Regions from separate parts of the Homo sapiens genome. Here region 2 is linked to region 1. The links are chromatin loops, found by intact Hi-C in ENCODE. Cell type or tissue: pancreas. All regions are shown on one strand. Links, peaks and the distances in the headings refer to the core of each region. The heading gives the core; the rest is flanking DNA. Region 1 holds the start of LOC124903348 (a long non-coding RNA gene). Region 2 overlaps DLST (dihydrolipoamide S-succinyltransferase).

The links. A loop is a pair of places that touch in the nucleus more often than their neighbours do. Peaks named below come from ENCODE experiments on the same cell type or tissue, not always from the same donor. Only the 100,000 strongest peaks of a DNase experiment are listed, where the experiment ranks them.
Region 2: a loop joins it to region 1, with 2.4 times the contacts of the local background. A loop is called at or near these places in 98 of 110 quality-filtered maps.

The regions. Positions count from the first base shown.
Region 1 is chr14:74,854,336-74,859,705 of GRCh38, reverse strand. It overlaps PROX2 (prospero homeobox 2), which reads left to right. Exons shown (of 6, transcript NM_001243007.2): 4 at 1,192-1,299; 5 at 2,711-2,905; 6 at 4,404-5,370. The coding sequence ends at 4,574. It overlaps LOC124903348 (a long non-coding RNA gene), which reads right to left and starts at 1,200. Exons shown (of 2, transcript XR_007064269.1): 1 at 940-1,200; 2 at 271-873. RefSeq lists an enhancer at 3,826-5,025. In pancreas, for the core only: no CTCF peak of the experiment used is centred there; no DNase peak of the experiment used is centred there.
Region 2 is chr14:74,903,188-74,908,557 of GRCh38, reverse strand. It overlaps DLST (dihydrolipoamide S-succinyltransferase), which reads right to left. Exons shown (of 15, transcript NM_001933.5): 15 at 4,815-5,370. RPS6KL1 (ribosomal protein S6 kinase like 1) reads left to right here. Exons shown (of 12, transcript NM_031464.5): 11 at 1,028-1,123; 12 at 1,434-4,607. The coding sequence ends at 1,544. Among named protein-coding and RNA genes, the nearest start is that of RPS6KL1, 17 kb to the left of the region's middle. In pancreas, for the core only: CTCF peaks have their summits at 2,489 and 2,689 (motif pointing right); DNase peaks (open chromatin) are centred at 1,100 and 2,687.

The DNA.
Region 1 (5,370 bases), core at 258-5,257:
CTGTCTTAAGCTACAGCTCTCGGATCTGAGATCCCAGGTTACTCTGTGTAATGCTTCTCACCCAGCCTAAGGACTGTCCCTAAAAATGCAAAGCGTATTTGTGTAAATCTTTTTTTCATTTCCGTCCTGCCCTAGTGCTAGGCAGTCACATCACAATTCTCCGACTCTTGTTAAAGGGGAAGGAATCTGTCTGTTCCCAGAGTGAGGTATAGTTTGGAATCTAATTTCCATATATGTGTATGGATTAAGGTTGACCGTTCACTCACTTACTCCTTCACACAACAAATATTTATTGAGCACCTGCTATGTTCCTAGCACTGGGCTAGGCACAAAGATGAAAAGATAAGGTCCTCACTCTCAAGGAGCTCACAGTCTAGACGAGACAAACATACAGTAAAAATTCCAATAAGGTCATCGCTGCAACAGTTTGTACAAAGAGTCTTCATAGCCCAGGGTAAGGAAGGCCTAATTTGGCAAGGAAGGGTTTAACAGAGGTGGGAGCTTCTGAGCTGAGACCTGAAAGATGAGGGATAGTTCTGCCAGGCAAATGGAGAGTGGGTACCACCCAACCATTCAAGCTTCTTGAGCAAGAGCAAAATATGAGCTGGTATTCAGCCTGCTTAGATGTTTGCTGGTTATAAAGGCAACACTGTGAAGGCAATGATAAGAGTGACAGCCAGAATGGGGACCACCTAGTTTACTCTTCTCGTTTTACAGCTGAGGAAACTGAGGCAGAGAGGGGAAGTAAATCTCTGCTTGGGGTTTTGAAATGGTTTATCTGGGATAGAATTGCCATCTCTTCCCATCCCACTTGGACACCACACACACACACACACACACACACACACACACACACACACACAATACACCAACCTGTATTTGACATCTAAGACACCACACACACACACACACACACACACACACACAAAATACACCAACCTGTATTTGACATCATCTATGCTACATAACTTTTCCACATCGAGATGATTTTTACATTCTGTGACTTAACTGTGCACATATGTCATCCAGCTTATTTGACCAGAGTTTCCAGAGACAGAAAAATGGAGCAAATACACAATTCCAATCAGAAAAACAAAATGAAATCAAATAGAAACCACAGGAACAAGGAATTCACTAGTTAATTGATAAACTGGCATTTTAAAGTGTTCATTTTCCTTGACACTGAGATAAATCCAGGAGGGTCTAAACCCTGGTCACTTGAAGAAGGCCAAACTAATGTTTTTCTTCACACGATATCCCAGCTCCAACCTCCTGAAGGTTTATTTTCCTGATGTTCAGGTAAAGTCACTCAACTAAATGGCAGCTTCTGCAGAACTCCCAAGAGGCAGTGTGTTTTGCCTGGTGTGAGGCAAGTCCTAGGTCATCATATGTGCACTTCAAGCTCCCCTTAGTGTTGCTGATGGAAGCAATGTCCAGTTCTGGGCTGAGACTCTACCCAAATAACCGTGAATAACTTTAGGCTAGAAAGGCTGGCTGTCTAAATTCTTAAGCTACTGAGCTGTAGATAATCCCCAAAACAGAAACACATGGGCAGGAAAAGTAGAGGGAAACAGAAACACTAGTTAGTGGCCTTTTTGGCTAGTTTTCTGCCTTGGCTGGGGACACTATGAAAAATAAAATATAGGCCAGGCACAGTGGCTCATGCCTCTAATCCCAGCACTTTGGGAGGCCGAGGTGGGCAGATGACCTGAGGTCAGGAGTTCGAGACCAGCCTGACCAACATGGTAAAACCCCATGTCTACTAAAAATACAAAAACTAGCTGGCGTGGTGGCGTGCGCCTGTAATCCCAGCTACTCGGAGGCTGAGGCAGGAGAATCACTTGAACCCAGGAGGTGGATGTTGCAGTGAACAGAGATCACGCCACTGCACTCCAGCCTGGGCGACAAAGCGAGACTACATCTCAAAAAAAAAAAAACACACAAAAACAAACAAACAAACAACAAAAAATATATATAGAGAGGGAGAGAGAGACAGAGTGTCAGACACTGTCAAATTTATGTTCAAATTGCTATAGTTCAAAACTGAGTGAAAGTACATACAGATGAAGTGTGACAATAAGGAAAATCAAACTAATTGTTGGGACCAGACCTCCCCTGTTCCCATAAAAGGTTTCTGAGGGCCTCTTTTACTTTGGGTGTTGGGTTAGGGGCTGTTAATACTTTTGGTCTACATCATTCAAGCTTTTCTTTCCCTCATATTCAGTTGGTTGGTTGATCCCTGAAGCAACCTCTGATTTTGATTTCAATTCATTCCACAATTCAAAGTTGCTAATAAACTGCTCCCTGACCTACATCTTGCCCTTCCCTTGGCCCTTTATCCAAGTGGAAGGCCCCAGGCCTGCCATGCAGTCCACCTGGGTGCAGCAAAATCTGGCACCACACTGGTCGTGACCCCTAAGTCCCACTCAAACACCACAAAAAGCTTTTCATGGGTAAAACAACCCCCATAAATCTAGCATATCAAAAAAAAGTTATGTTCTAATGGGCACTGTAGCTAATTTAGATTTTTCTGAGTATAACTAAATAGGCTTGGAAAATAGCGGTGGCTTCGCTTCTTTTTTTAAAGGAAGCCCCTGTTAATGCTGGTTAAAGCCGTATATGAACCCCTATACTGAGCTGGAAGCAGACAGTTCTAATTCTGAGCACCTCGTGGCAAATGTCTGACTGGATGGACCTCTTGTTTGTACAGTTCAACCGCTGCATTACCTCCCAGATGATCAAGTGGTTCAGCAACTTTCGTGAGTTTTATTACATCCAAATGGAAAAATCTGCCCGGCAAGCAATTTCAGATGGTGTCACAAATCCCAAAATGCTGGTGGTTCTCCGCAATTCAGAACTTTTTCAAGCTCTCAATATGCACTACAACAAGGGAAATGACTTTGAGGTAAGACCATGTACTGGGTTCCCATGAGATCTGATGAGTGTCTTCCCTATATGATTCGAGTTTTAGGAAAGATCCCTCTTCTGTGTCTCCTTAAGTTACTGAGAGCCAGGGCAGCCTGGGCCAATCTCTGTATCATCCACAAAGATTACAGCCTCAACATCTTCACTTGGGCAACAGGTGGAAGCAGCAAACTGAGTCAACAGCCAGTCTTCATTCTGAAGCTTAGTGAGAGGGCTGCCAGGTGTTACACCATCTTAGACTGAATACCCTGTCATTATCAAGTTACATAACTTCCTGACCTTTTTGCCTTAGTGCCAGGAGGCTCAGGACTGAATGCTGAGCTCAGTTGTGGCACCTAGTCTTGGCCTAGGTTTTCTCAACAATTTCTATGCTTTTCATGATTTGATTCTTATCTGTATTTTCCCTTGAAAATGTATCAGTGGGCCTTCCATAGCAAGTCACCTCAAATCCTTTCTGGAAATAACAATAAACAACACTCAAGCTCAGTCCCTCGGGGATCCCTATGAAGGCACACTGGTGGCACCTCAGAGGTAAAGCGTCAGTGAAAGGTGAGCCTAGGTGTCACTGGCGCACATTCCTAATCAAGAGATGCATGTTGCCTCATGCACAGCTGACAGCTGTTAGGCTGGCATCTGATTCTGCAGGTGCCGGGTATATCTGGTCACAGATTACACTTCCCTCTTCTTGACTTCTCCCTTGACTGTGATCACAAAGAGTGGTTTATTGATACCTCCAAAAAATACAAGAACTGTGGTCATCCACTGGTTGACTGGTGAGTCAGAGTATGTTTGGAAAGCTAAGACTACCTGTGGGGAAAATTGTCCATGTCTCCCTTTCTGAGGCTCAAGGGGTCACGGCCAGTATGGGACAGGCAGCACTGCTGCATCTTTCCACATAGGGTGGTCATTTGACCTGCAGTGGCAGCAAGCCCCAAGCCAAGCTGGGTCTGGAGCTTGGCAGTGGGGCAACCCATCATTCATGGTGCCAGTCTGGGTTAGGATTCTAGAACAGCACCCCCGTCAACCAGCTCTGAAAGCAGGAGTGTAAGCTCTTCAGACCCAGCCCTAAAAGGCAGTGGAATGAGGTATGACAGTCAGAAGCTTGGGGGCACTCCTTTCCACAGTTAGTACTAGGGAAAAGAATACCGAAGTCTCTTTGAGCCACAGATTTACTTTCAGTAAGATTTTCTGACCTGCTTAGTTAAAAAGTCGCCCATTAGCGAGATCAGCTCCTCCTACAAAGGAAGTGTCCTTAATTCACCTTCTCCCAGGGCTTTCTCACTGGAGCTGTCTTATCAAGGTTTGTGTCTGATGAGGAAGCAGAGGAGTCCTAGGGTTGCAGAATCAGGGGCCACTAGAGCAGGGATGCTCCTAGCCCACTACCCAAGAAACAGGCAGCACCCGCTAGTGAGGGCTCTGGCACCAGTGCTTCCCAACCTCACGTCTTTTCTTTCTTGTGGGTCTCTTTGGAAATGCAGGTTCCAGATTGCTTCTTGGAAATTGCCAGCTTGACGTTACAGGAGTTCTTCAGGGCTGTCTCCGCAGGGAGAGACTCAGATCCTTCCTGGAAGAAACCCATTTATAAAATTATTTCGAAACTGGACAGTGACATCCCAGAGATATTCAAATCTTCCAGCTATCCCCAGTAGCTGTTTCGGGGTTAAGATCCCACAACGTGAGGAGTGACTGGCTAGGGTTTCCTGGGTTTGTCTTAAAGGGCAATTTAGCTGTAGTCATATAAAAAGGGCACAAGGAAATCTCCTCTATCAAAACAGGTACTATTACCATTTTGATCATTTATTTCCCTTTCCAGAATCATCAGAAATTTAACTATAAAATGTACTAACTATATTGGTGTATTGGTAGTATATTGTAAAAGGAACACAAGTTTCCAATCAGAAGACTTGAAGCTCAACTCCATTGTTTCCAGGTGTTGTGACCCTGGGAACTTCCTGGTATCTCTGTATCTGTAAAATGAGGTTGTTAAGGATTAAAGGACAGTATGTCCTATGCAATGTCATTCACACACAAATGTCAGTTTTTTGAGCCCCTCTTTCAGATAAGGTTATCTTATTTGGGGTTTTTACAAATTGCTGTTTTTAGTCACCTAATTATAAAGCGCCATCTATTTGCTAGATACTTTCACATACTTTAAGCTTTTCACCCTGAAAAGTAGTTATTATCATCATTTAAAAGATGACCAAACAGAAGCTTTAGAACTGCAAGGTAACTCGCCAAAGCCTATGAGGCTAGGACATCTGGGTTGATAGGGACAGTCAGGAGCCTGGAGGAACCAAGACTTTCTGATGCCCAACTGCATGCTGGACCCATCTCCTGCAGCTAACTCAGGATCTCAAGCAGGACCCCACCCCTAGTAAGCATCCAGCGCTGACAGGGCACCGTCACCTGACAACTCCTGCCCAGCACTTAGGAGCACTTCACCGC
Region 2 (5,370 bases), core at 234-5,233, 49 kb before region 1:
CTTCTTCCCTGGAAGGCTGTTCAATCATCCTGAGCCCGCTGTTCACTCCTCCCACCCATGACCTCGTTGGCTGTCACCCCCAGACCTTAGCTGGAGGATGGGAGAGAGGGGCTCTTTCACCCAGGCAAGCAGCTGCCCTGTCCAGCCTGGGTCAGCCAAGAGCTCAAAAGATCCCCCTGCAAACACTCCGGGAACCTGTGTTTGCAGGTTGCAATCAGAGCAGGCACTCTTGGGAACAGTTGATGGCTCTGCCTTCTGTCCTCCCCTCATGAGCTGAACACTGCAACTGAGGCCAGTTATGTAGGCAGCAAGGGGGAGGCCAAATTGCATTTGAGCAGGAAATAGCCGAAATGGATGCAGCGTGAACTGAAGTCCAGAGCTGACCAGTCCATCCAGGCTCCCTCCTGCTTTCGTCCCATGGCACGGGGTCCCGAAAGTCCTGGCTGCAATTTCCCCCAGAGTGGCTCTCTCTTTTCCTGTCTCCTCCCACCTCTCCAGCCCAGAGCTCTTGGCCTTCCTCCTGGGGGTTCCTGGAAGCTCATACTTCCCTCCAGACAGACCCTCTGCTCCTCAAAGCTGTGCCTTTCTGGGGTGTGGAGAGGTCCTATTTTCTTTTATTGCCACGCCGCTGCCTTGGCCCCGATGGTAGCATGCCATGGCCTGCTGCCAAATGAACAGCCCGTGTGGATTTTTAAAATAAGGAGACAAGTTCCATCACTATTCCCAAGAGTGCCTGCCCTGATTGCAACCCAAGATAGTTGCTTCTAGCAAGCTTGGAGCCAAGAGACCTAGGTTCAAACCCTGAACTCAGCACAAGTCCCTTTACCTCTCTGGGCCTGTTTCTTGCCTTTCGTGGATAACATAAAGGCACTGCTTAGCCATCAGGCACTGTGTCTGGCTGTAGCAACTATCATTATTGTCATCCTCCTCATGGGCTGTGACATGGGGAAAAAAAATCCTGGCTGCCACTGGAGTGTAGACGGTCCTGGGGTTGCCTCCTCAGAGGCCCTTCCCTGTGTCCTCCCAGGCACTGTCCCAGAGCCACCCTTCAGGAATCCAGGCCCACACCCAGCTCCAGCTGCCCGAGTGGCTCAGTCGCCCAGCGGCCTCTCTGCTGACTGAGGTGAGGTGTAGCCCGGCCAGAGGAAGCAGCTGCCTAGCCTGAGGAAGGTGCTGGGAGGGGCACAGAACTGTGTCTGAACCACGTGTGCTTCGTGCTCAGTGTCTGATGTGGGTGCAGAGGGCAGTAGGGGCAACACATTTCTATATGTTGGTGGCCAACCACCACCAATGTTCCCAGGGTAAAATGGGGGTTCTGTGGGCCAGGCTGCCAGGGAGCAGGCCCCCTAGAGGCCATAGTGGTTGGAGTCCCTGGAGGTCACCCCATGCCTCCACAGCTGGAGTGGCCCAGCTGACTGGGCCTCTCTCTGCAGCTGCTGCAGTTCGAGCCTACCCGGCGCCTGGGCATGGGAGAAGGTGGTGTCAGCAAACTCAAGTCCCATCCCTTTTTCAGTACCATCCAATGGAGCAAGCTGGTGGGGTAAGAGGGCAGAGCGGGTGACGGAAGCAGCTGGCCTGGTCTGGATCGCCTCTCCTCCTTGCCTGACACCCAACCCAGGGCTGGCCCTCTATCAGCGGGCTTTGGGCGAGGAATGGAGGGCACTGTCTGTCCTGCTGGGCTCCCACTGGGGCCTCAGAATTATGGCCACCACCCAGGAAGGGCCAGCTCCTGGAAAAGCTGGAGGTGGGGGCAGTCAAGGCTTGCCCTGCTAAGCAGCTTGAACCATCTACCCATCAGTCAACAGACCCGTTGAGCATGTGGACTCACCATGTTAAAGGTTGCCTTCTGTGGCACTGGCGCTGAGCTGTTGACCACCTGCTGCACCCTACTGTGAGGTTCTGTGACTCACTCACTGCCATGTTGTGCCCCACTCAGGACATCTCTGGAGACTCATCTCAGGACACTGATCCACTGGCTCAGTGGACCCAAACCAGACTGTCCTGGCTAGTCCTCTTAGTCACACAGCGAGTAGGCCTCTTCCACCAGAAGCTGTTCGTGCAGCTGGGGAGGCCCAGAAGCAGGGATGCCATCTGTTGTGCAGGGAGGGATGAGGTAGGGGACAGGATGACCCCCACCCCCACCCCCCCACCCCCGATTCCTGACCATGCCCCCTATCTTGTGATTTCAGACTTGGGAGAGCAAAAGGGAGGGGAAGAAAATAAGAGTAATGGGGGGAGGAAGGAATGCATGGGTCTGCCCCTTAGAGCAAGTCTGAAACCAGAATCAAGAGTCCTCCTCCCCAGTGGGCCTGTGTGGGGGAAGAGGGGCAGCCTGCCCCAGGGGTGCAAGAGGACAGCAATTCAGCTTCCAGGCCAAAGCAGTTTAGACAAGGTGTGCCCATCAGGACTCCCTCTCAGGCCCTGGCTGTTTACCATGTCACTGCCTACTGTGACTTCATGCCCTTTTGGGATAAGAAACCACAAAACGCATGGAACAACTATCCATGGCTCTTAGCCAGAAATGTCTTGCCTCTGGTCTCTGAAAAGCTGGGGTGAGTGGTTACCTCAAAGACAATTGCCTCCAGTTTGGGGGCTCCTCTCAGGGTTCACCCTGTCACCGGGGCGTGGGACCGACCTGGGAAATTTCCACTAGAGTTTTGCCCTCAGCTCCTCCCTGCCAGCATCCCAGTCACCACCAGGTGGCGCTTCTGACACGGTCCACGTGCCTGGCTCTGAAGGCCCAACTGTCAGACCAGACCCCTCACTCATGGTGGGGAGACTTGACTTCCTCGGGCTCTTCAGGAGACTGAGACAGAGAAGACAAGTGAAAGCGCAGCCTGTACATGACTCTCTGTGGTCCACGTCCTGCCTCTCCCTGGGGTTTACACGGCCCCAATAAAGCCTGCTCTGGCCTACGGTGTTCTCGCTTCTTCCATGCAATGACCACGGCTCATTGGGGCAGGTTGGAAGGCTCCCCTGTAGAAGCTCCAGAGTGAAGTCAAGAGCGAGCTTGGGGCTGCCAGGAAGTAGGACGCAGGGCTGGTGGTGAGCAGCATGCCATGTGGGCCTCAGGGGAAGGGGTGGGGTCGGGGAGGACCAGGTTCTGTGGGGAAGAGGATGAAGAAGCCTTGGAAGAGGCTCATGGTGCCTGGGGGAATACCAGTTTCATCCTCACAGTGACCCCTTGCAACAGACGGTAGCTCCTGAGAAAACTGAAGCTCAAAAAGGTTAAGGACACAACCTAGCCAGAGTTGCAAGTTAGTGTTCCTTCTGCTACTCTCCCTAAGTCAGGCTGGACCACTTCCAACCACCGCTTCATGAAGCACAAGTCCCTTCTGGAACTTCTGTGCTTCATCCACCCAAAGCTACACATCTGACACTTTGTTGGGCCCTGAGTTTAGAATACTGTGGGTCCCAGCTCTTACAGTCGACCTCCTTTCGATAAAATGGGGTAAATAATGCCTATTTTGCAGGTTTACCAGATAGATAAATTAAAGCTTCTAACACCAAATCCTGTTCTTCCTTTCATTCAACCTAATTTGTTTTTCTATCTACTAGAGCTCTAGTTCTACTCTCTGGGACCCACTTCCCTCCTGTGACAGACCTTCACAGAGGGATGGCCTCACTGCAAGAGCTCAGCAGACAGGGACTCTGGAAAAGACAAGGCTGTGTTTAAGCCTGGACTCCATCACACCTGCCACCTGCAGTCTAGGTTAGCTACCCACCCTGTACACTCACGCTCACTGACCACTGCTCCTAGGTCATCAACCCTCACCTGTTCATGTGTATTGACCTTGAGCATCTTGGTCCACAAGGCTATCAAATCCAAATGAAATGAGATGCCCCCACTCCTCCCAAATCCATCACTGAAATAATGTAAGCCCACACAAAAAATGCAAGTCTACTGGTGTTTTGAAAGGGCTTCACAAAGATGGTGACCCCAAATTCTCTATTCTAGAGTATGGCTTGACAGGCTCAAGGAAGGTGGGGCACTAAGAGACTATGATGCTTTATGGAAACAAAACAAAAAACATCCTAAGCCCCCCAACCATCTGTATGGACCCCTCGTCTCAGTCAAGGGTATTCCAAAGTTAACCTGAAACGCTAGTTCGGGCCATGGTGGGAAGAGGGAGCCAGCCATTCCTCATTATACTCCCCTCCCTTTTGGAATTACTGTTAAAACAGGCTCCTTAAGTCTGATGAGAAGCATTTACAATCTATTTTCTCTGAAGCCTGCTGGCTGGAGGCTTCATCTGCATAAAACCTTGGTCTCCACAACCCCTTACTGTAACCCAGACATTCCTTTCTATTGATTCCAGGTCTTTAGATAATAACTCTTTCAACCAATTGCCAATCAGAAAATCTTTGATTCTGCCTATGACAACATCCCCAGGTCTTGAGCTGTCCTGCCTCTCCAGACCAAACCACTGTACATCTTACATGTACTGACTGGTATCTTATGTCTCCCTAAAATGTATTAAATGTATAAAACTAAGTTGTAGCCAGACGACCCTGGACACATGTTCTCAGGATCTCCTAAGAGTTGTATCACAGGCCATCAGTCACTCACACTTGGCTCAGAATAAATCTCTTCAAATATTTTTACAGAGGTTGACTCTTTTTGGCAACACTTTCCCGGCTGGCAGTCAGGGTTCTACCTTCTGTCAAATTATGAGTGTTAAGTTCCACATAAGGGATTTCTGATTTCACAAAATAAGCAACAGGACCTTGAGTGGCTTTCAATAATTTCAGTGCAACAGTGCTGGGGACTTGTACCACCTCAGTAGCCAAAAGGAACAGATACAGGAACCCTGTTTGAGAATATCTGCCCTTTAATTTGCATTTAAAATCAGTTTCTTTAAATACTTTAGTTACAAGTTCTGAATAGTGAAGACAGAGTAGTAGATGCTGCAGGCACTCAGTATTGGCTCCCACCCCTTCCCCCCTCCCCCACCCCCAGGCCTCACTTCTTGGCTTAAGATACAAAAGGGCACTCTCTACTGGCCCTGGTGTCAAACGTCAGCAGCCTCAGGCCTGGATGCAGTTGGATACAAAGCCATGAATCCCAGTGGCTCCAAGGAATTCCAATGATTGTGCCCAGATCCACGGGCAACACACCTTAGAAATGACCTCATCCGTTTCACCACTAGGTACTAACACCCTCAGGGTGGTTTCCTACCCCAGTCCACGTCCTCCAGATCTGTGTCCTGCAGAGGAAGAGACAAGGCCCCGCTATAACGCAGGAAGGAACAAAAACTGCCTCCTCAGCCCAGGTGCTTACAGCAACTTAACTGAAAAGCTCAAGGCAATGTGAGTCAGTCTAGAGGAGACCTCCCTTCCCTAGTCTCTACCAGGCTCTGGCCCTTCCTC